2 separate regions of the Homo sapiens genome follow, and region 1 is linked to region 2. A link is a contact called in ENCODE Hi-C or POLR2A ChIA-PET data. All regions are on one chromosome and are shown on one strand. The core of a region is the stretch at or near the end of the contact, and the rest is flanking DNA. Distances in the headings are between cores, read along the strand shown. Region 1 has its middle 230 kb from the start of LINC00474. Region 2 overlaps LOC105376235 (a long non-coding RNA gene).

Evidence for each region. Hi-C counts contacts between places; a loop is a spot of excess contacts on that map. ChIA-PET counts read pairs that join two places held with the same protein, here RNA polymerase II (POLR2A). Pooled maps may share reads with other maps.
Region 1: a loop to region 2 is called in a map of MCF 10A, with 25 times the contacts of the local background. The contact joins two enhancer-like sites. A Hi-C loop is called at or near these places in 4 of 168 maps with a recorded cell type or tissue (IMR-90, MCF 10A, ascending aorta and 1 more), 1 of 37 single-sample maps with no recorded cell type and 5 of 50 pooled maps. POLR2A ChIA-PET finds 5 or more read pairs at or near these places in 1 of 52 experiments (H1).

The regions. Positions count from the first base shown.
Region 1 is chr9:115,690,603-115,693,672 of GRCh38, reverse strand. No RefSeq gene overlaps it. Among named protein-coding and RNA genes, the nearest start is that of LINC00474, 230 kb to the left of the region's middle. RefSeq lists an enhancer at 1,537-2,736. Within about 2 kb of position 1,797, at least 6 of the 41 ENCODE cell types and tissues checked have a DNase peak (open chromatin) inside an H3K27ac peak, as active enhancers do; they include IMR-90, where a contact is called at or near this core.
Region 2 is chr9:115,639,152-115,642,667 of GRCh38, reverse strand. The region is part of intron 2 of LOC105376235 (a long non-coding RNA gene); the gene reads right to left. Among named protein-coding and RNA genes, the nearest start is that of LINC00474, 280 kb to the left of the region's middle. Within about 2 kb of position 1,632, at least 3 of the 41 ENCODE cell types and tissues checked have a DNase peak (open chromatin) inside an H3K27ac peak, as active enhancers do; they include IMR-90, where a contact is called at or near this core.

The sequences.
Region 1 (3,070 bases), core at 548-3,047, 51 kb before region 2:
TTTCCCATTCACGCATTACTTCACTCAAGATGTATATCCTAAGGAAACAAAGACTGATTGGCCTAGATTGAGATACTTGCCAAGCCATGGTGTGAAAGTATAAGAGCCTCTGACATAATTCCATCGAAACTTTGTAGGAACTACCCCTATAGGGAGAGGTATTTTCTCAAAGGAAAATTCAATGCTGTTCCCATAAGAAAAGGGAAGGGAGCCGGGAATGGTGGCTCATGCCTGTAATCCCAGCACTTTGGGAGGCTGAGGCAGAGGAATCACCTGAGGTCGGGAGTTCGAGACCAGCTTGGCCAACATGATGAAACCCTGTCTCTAGTTAAAATAAAATTGGCCAGACGTGGTGGCATGCGCATGCATTCCCAGCTACTCAGGAGGCTGAGGCAGGAGAATCGCTAGAACCTGGGAGGTGGAGGTTGCAGTGAGCCGAGATCATGCCATTGCACTCCAGCCTGGGGGACAGAGCAAGACTGTGTCTCAAAAAAAAAAAAAAAAAAAAAAAAGAAAAAAAAAAAGAAAGAAAAAAAGAAAAGGGAAGTGATGCCAGTGAACAAAAACAACAGATGTCCAGTGCAGAAACAAAGTCAAGTTATTACTCAGGCATTTTCAAACTAGTGTCGTGAATCATCTACTCATAGACCAGAACACAAAATTCACATTTAAAATCTTCCTTTGCATTGTAGATGCCCTAGCTCCAAAGCATGGACAGCCATGACTTTACCACCTCTGAGTATCTGATACACCTGCTCCTTGGCACTTTCTGTTCCACTGCTTCTTGATATTGAAATGACATCTGTTTTACTTTTAGCTATTTCAGGAATGACAAACCAGGTCACAGAATAAGACCATATAATTAATACCTGGGCCTTGCTGTTGATGGAAAATATGAGGGGCTCAATAGAAAAGCTCCAAAACCATAGCATTTCTAAGGCCTCTCTTCTAAGAGGGGGTTCCGTCTATTATATGGAAGGTCTCCTTTAGTACAGGGCTTTTCTACTTTGGCAAAGTTGACATTTTGGGCTGGAAATTCTTTGTTGTGAGAGGCTGTCCTGTCCATTGTAGGATGTTTAGCAGCATCCCTGGCCTCCGCCTACCAGATGCTAGGAGTACCTTTTAGTTGTGACAACTAAAAATGCTGGTTGACTTTGCTGATTTTCTCCTAGTGAAGGTGACAGGGAGTGTGTAATGTATTCTAATTGAAATACATTACAGGCATATGTATTTGGAGGTGACCCCAGGATAGGTAAAACTAATTTCATTTTTTTACCCCAGAGGGAACTTTTTATCAGTCAACACGACTCAACAGTGGGAGACTTTGCCTTGGAAAGTAAGAGGTGTTTTAGGGATATTTAGCTGAAGCTGGGTACATACCGGTTAGTGATGCTGTTGGGAGTGGAGCAACATCAGATAGATGGTTTTTTTTGTTTGATTTTTGTTTTGTTTTATTCTTTAAAATGAAAAAACCCTCAGATACAGTTATTATATCATTTTATTGCTCTTTGTCCAATAGATATGTGTTTCTGTTCAGTTCTTTTTGTTACAAAGAAGCCAATAGAAACTCAATTTAATGCACAGAAAGGAGTACATGTGAACTGGATATGGAAAAGAGAAGTCATAAAAACAATTAAGGTATTCTATAGGACCCGATACTCTCTCCATCCCTCCTTCCCTCAGGGAGCCCACAGTCAGTCTTTTAAAGTCCCTCTGACCTTTTCCTCTATTGTCCTCTTCCCAGCAGCTGGCTACCTTTGCTTACTCACAGTCTTTGCTTCCTTAGGACTTGCGTTGGCAGTGACTCATTAAGGCAATTCCAACATCTTTCTCTAATTAGTATCCTTGGGGATTTAGCTACTAACCTAAAATTTCTCTCTTTCCGTTGTTTCAAATTCTAATTTCTGAAAAAGAAAAAAGAATTAAAAGTTAGATTATCCTTCTGCATGTCTGCATGTGACAGCAACATAGGTAGTTGGTCTGTGTCTAAATTTGCTGTATTTGTTACTGTGTTGTTAGTTACAAATAACAGAAAACCCTGATTCAATTGGCTTAAACAATAAGGAAAGTCTGTTATCTAATAACATAAAGTCCTGAAATAGGGCCTTTCTGGGCCAGTTAATCTTTATATCATCCCTGCAAATCCCATTGATGACCCAAGGATCTAGGTTCTATACGTGAATCTGATCTGCTATGCTCAGCGTGGTGGCTTTGTTCTAGGGCTAACTCCTCCTCATGATCATTACTGTATCCTATCTAAGCCATCTTAGCCAGACATAGCAACATCGTGTGTAAGAAGGCACTGCTCTTACTAAGTTTTCTTTTTAAGAATGAAGAAACCTTTTCCAGAAGTTCACCCGGAGACTTTCCCACATCAACCTCACATTTCATTAACCGGAATTATGACACATGCTATGACTAAGCCAAATGCTGACAAGGGGAATGAGACTACTATGTTTGACTTAGACTAATCATGTTTTAAATGTGATCAGGGGAATAGAGTCAACTTTCCTAAACAATTGATTCTTGTACAAACATCAGATTGTGTTATCAAGGACAAGATGAAATAGAATGTTTGTGGTAAGGGTGTCTGATTGACCTGGCTTTGGATTGAGTGGTTACTTCTTGCCTTTCCTTCTGTGGTCAAGGAAGATGAGATTCATGACACAGCCTTGCTGCCTAGCTAATCTATGGATGTATCTGTCCTTGGATCTGGTGCCCATCCCAATTTCAATAAATTGTTATAAATCATTCAGCTGGTGGAAATGACAGCTTCCTGTGTAGCAGGGACCATGACTATGACAGCTTCTTTTCAGATGGGGGAGTTGCTAGTACCATGATCTTGTGTCCAATAAAAATTTTTAACTCCATCTGTTTTTATATAAGTCCTCATCTTTCTCATTTGTTCAGTTATAGGTCTATCAATCCTGTACTGAGTGCCTACTATGTGTGAAGTAGTTTGGATACATAGATGAATAGTACATACAACAGAAATTGAGGAATCCACAGTAGCAGTGCCACAAACTGGAGGCTGTGTTTACCGGCATGAAATGAAATCTCCTAACAATTT
Region 2 (3,516 bases), core at 383-2,882:
CTATGGAAAATTCCTGACACTGTATGTTCTCATAATTTTTGGAACACTGTAAATATTTGAGTCAGTAGATCTTAATCCATAAACACAGCTGTACTTAAAAAACCCTGATGGAGAGTTATTATAATTTAAACAATTGGGTAACAAAACAAATCAATGTTAATCATTTTCGTTTTCTAAGGACAATGGACTCAGACTTCTCATAAAACTGACATGATGAGCTTCACAATTGCATCCACAAATAAACTTACAAATGCTAAGATAAACCATTCTCAACTTTTTAAGAACATTGTGAAAAGAAAAGGAGGTGGGGGAGGGCCAGGGAAAAGAAGAAAAAACAAAACCATTTTGAGCAAGACCAAGCCACTCATAACAGTAATGCACATGAGGCCTTCAAAGATAAACATTAAGAGAAAAAACTGTTCTAGGTTTGTCTTTTCTCCATATAAATTACTTTATGAATTAACCATTATTCAGGGATTATTTTTGTTTCTATCAGAGCTACCTTCAACACTTTTGACAAACTTTCTCTTCGCTGAAATTCTCAGAATAACCAATTTATTCCAAGGAGGTTTATTAGGCTCTTGTGTGTGAAGCACTGTGCTAGGCACTGGGAAATAATGTGAGAAATGAAACATAGCCACCGCAAATTAACGTTTTAAATAATTGAATAAACCAATATTTTGCAGGAGAAAAGAAAAGGAGAATGGAATCCAAAACTCTGGAGGACATTTCTGGCTGAAAATTTGAAGGGCCATGTTTTACAGTGAGGTTGGAGATCATTGGGGATCTTCATGGAAGAGCATACATTTGAGCTGAAGATGTAAACAAGCATAGTTTGAGCATGGAAACAAGGAGGATTCCAGCAAAGGAAACTCAAAAGAATAGTGACAGAAAACAAAGGCAGTCATTTGGTTCAGGTGCAAGTGACCAGGTAAAGGATTTCAGGGCATAAATTTGGCAGAGCAAACCATGGGAAGTTTGAAGGACCTGGAATCTCAAACCTGGGAGTTTATAATCTCTTCTATAGTTGCTTGGAAAGGATGGACTAATTTTGATTGAGACTTGACCAGAACTGGGATATAAAAAGATTCATCTGGCAAAGTATAGCATGAAATTAAGACAGAAAAAACAAGAGGTGGACCTAAACATAAGACCTGAATCTATAAAAATCCTAAAAGAAAACATAGAGAATACTCTTCTGGACATTGGCCTTGGCAAAAAAAAAAAAATTATAACCAAGTTCTCAAAAGCAAACACAACAAAACCAAAAATAGACAAATGGGACTTAATTAAATGAAAGAGCTTCTGCACAGCAAAAGAAACAATCAACAAAGTAAATAGACATTTCACAGAATGGGAAAAAATATTTGCAAACTATACACCCAGTGAAGGGCTAATATCCAGAATCTACAAGGAATTCAAACAATTCGACAAGAAAAGAACAAATAACTCTATTAAAAAGTGGGCAAAGGACATGAACAGACATTTTCAAAACAAGACATACAAGCGGCAAACCAGCATAAGAAAACATACTCAACATCATTAATCATCAGAGAAATGCAAATTAAAACCACAATGAGATACCAGCTTGCACCAGTCAGAATGACTTAATAAAAAGTCTAAAAACCACAGATATTAGCAAGCATACAAAGGCAAGGGAATGCTTATACATTGTTGGTGGGAATGTAAAGTAGTACAGCCTTTATGGAAAACAGTATAGAGATTTCTCAAAGAGCTAAAATAGAACTACCATTCAATCTAGCAATCCCAGTACTGGGTATATGACTAAAGGGAAATAAATCATTACATAAAAAAGACACCTGCATTTGTCTGTTTATTGCAGCACTATTTACAATAGCAAAGATATGGAATCAACAGCTTAAGTGTCCATCAGGAGAGGACTGAATAATGAAAATGTGGTATATGTACCATGGGATACTGCTCAGACATAGAAAAGAAAGAAAGCATATCTTTTGCAGCAACATAGTTGGAATTTGAGGCCATTATCCTCAGTTAAATAACTCAGAAACAGAAAGTCAAATACCACATGTTCTCACTTATAAGTGGGAGCTAAACAGTGGGTACACATGGACATATAGAGTGGAATAATAGACATTGAAGTATACAAAAGGGAGGAAGATGGGAAAGGGATGAGGGTTGAAAAACTACCTTTAGGGTATAATATTCACTATACAGATGATGGGTACACTAAAAACCCAGACTTTCTTTTTTATTATTTATTATTTATTTTTTATTATTATTATACTTTTAAGTTTTAGGGTACATGTGCACAACGTGCAGGTTTGTTACATATGTATACATGTGCCATGTTGGTGTGCTGCACCCATTAAGTCATCATTTAGCATTAGGTATATCTCCTAATGCTATCCCTCCCCCCTCCCCCCACCCCACAACAGTCCCCGGTGTGTGATGTTCCTCTTCCTGTGTCCATGTGTTCTCATTGTTCAATTCCCACCTATGAGTGAGAACATCCGGTGTTTGGTTTTTTAACCTTGTGATAGTTTGCTGAGAATGATGGTTTCCAGTTTCATCCATGTCCTTAAAAAGGACATGAACTCATCATTTTTTATGGCTGCATAGTATTCCATGGTGTATATGTGCCACATTTTCTTAATCCAGTCTATTGTTGTTGGACATTTGGGTTGGTTCCAAGTCTTTGCTATTGTGAATAGTGCCGCAATAAACATACGTGTGCATGTGTCTTTATAACAGCATGATTTATAATTCTTTGGGTATATACCCAGTAATGGGATGGCTGGGTCAAATGGTATTTCTGGTTCTAGATCCCTGAGGAATCGCCACACTGACTTCCACAATGGTTGAACTAGTTTACAGTCCCACCAACAGTGTAAAAGTGTTCCTATTTCTCCACATCCTCTCCAGCACCTGTTGTTTCCTGACTTTTTAATGATCACCAGGGATGCCCTCTCTCACCACTCCTATTCAACATAGTGTTGGAAGTTCTGGCCAGGGCAATCAGGCAGGAGAAGGAAATAAAGGGTATTCAATTAGGAAAAGAGGAAGTCAAATTGTCCCTGTTTGCAGATGACATGATTGTATATCTAGAAAACTCAGTCGTCTCAGCCCAAAATCTCCTTAAGTTGATAAGCAACTTCAGCAAAGTCTCAGGATACAAAATCAATGTGCAAAAATCACAAGCATTCTTAAAACCCAGACTTTCCCAGTACCCAATATATGCATGTAGGAAACCTGCACATGTACCCCCTAAATATATTAAAAATAAATAAATAAAAGAAAAAAAGAAGTGGAGAGACATAGGTAAGGTAATAAGAGTTTGGCTCATGACCACAGCAAATGGATGAAGAGAAGAAAAACTGATATGAGAGATATTCAGAGGATAAAAATCAGAATAATTTGCTGAAGAATAGGATATGGAGAAAGTCAGAATTTATGAACCAATAGAGACAAAAGTTTACATTGAAAGAGGCCTTTAGGATTGAAACATTTGGAGTGTGACTTTAATCCAGACCACTA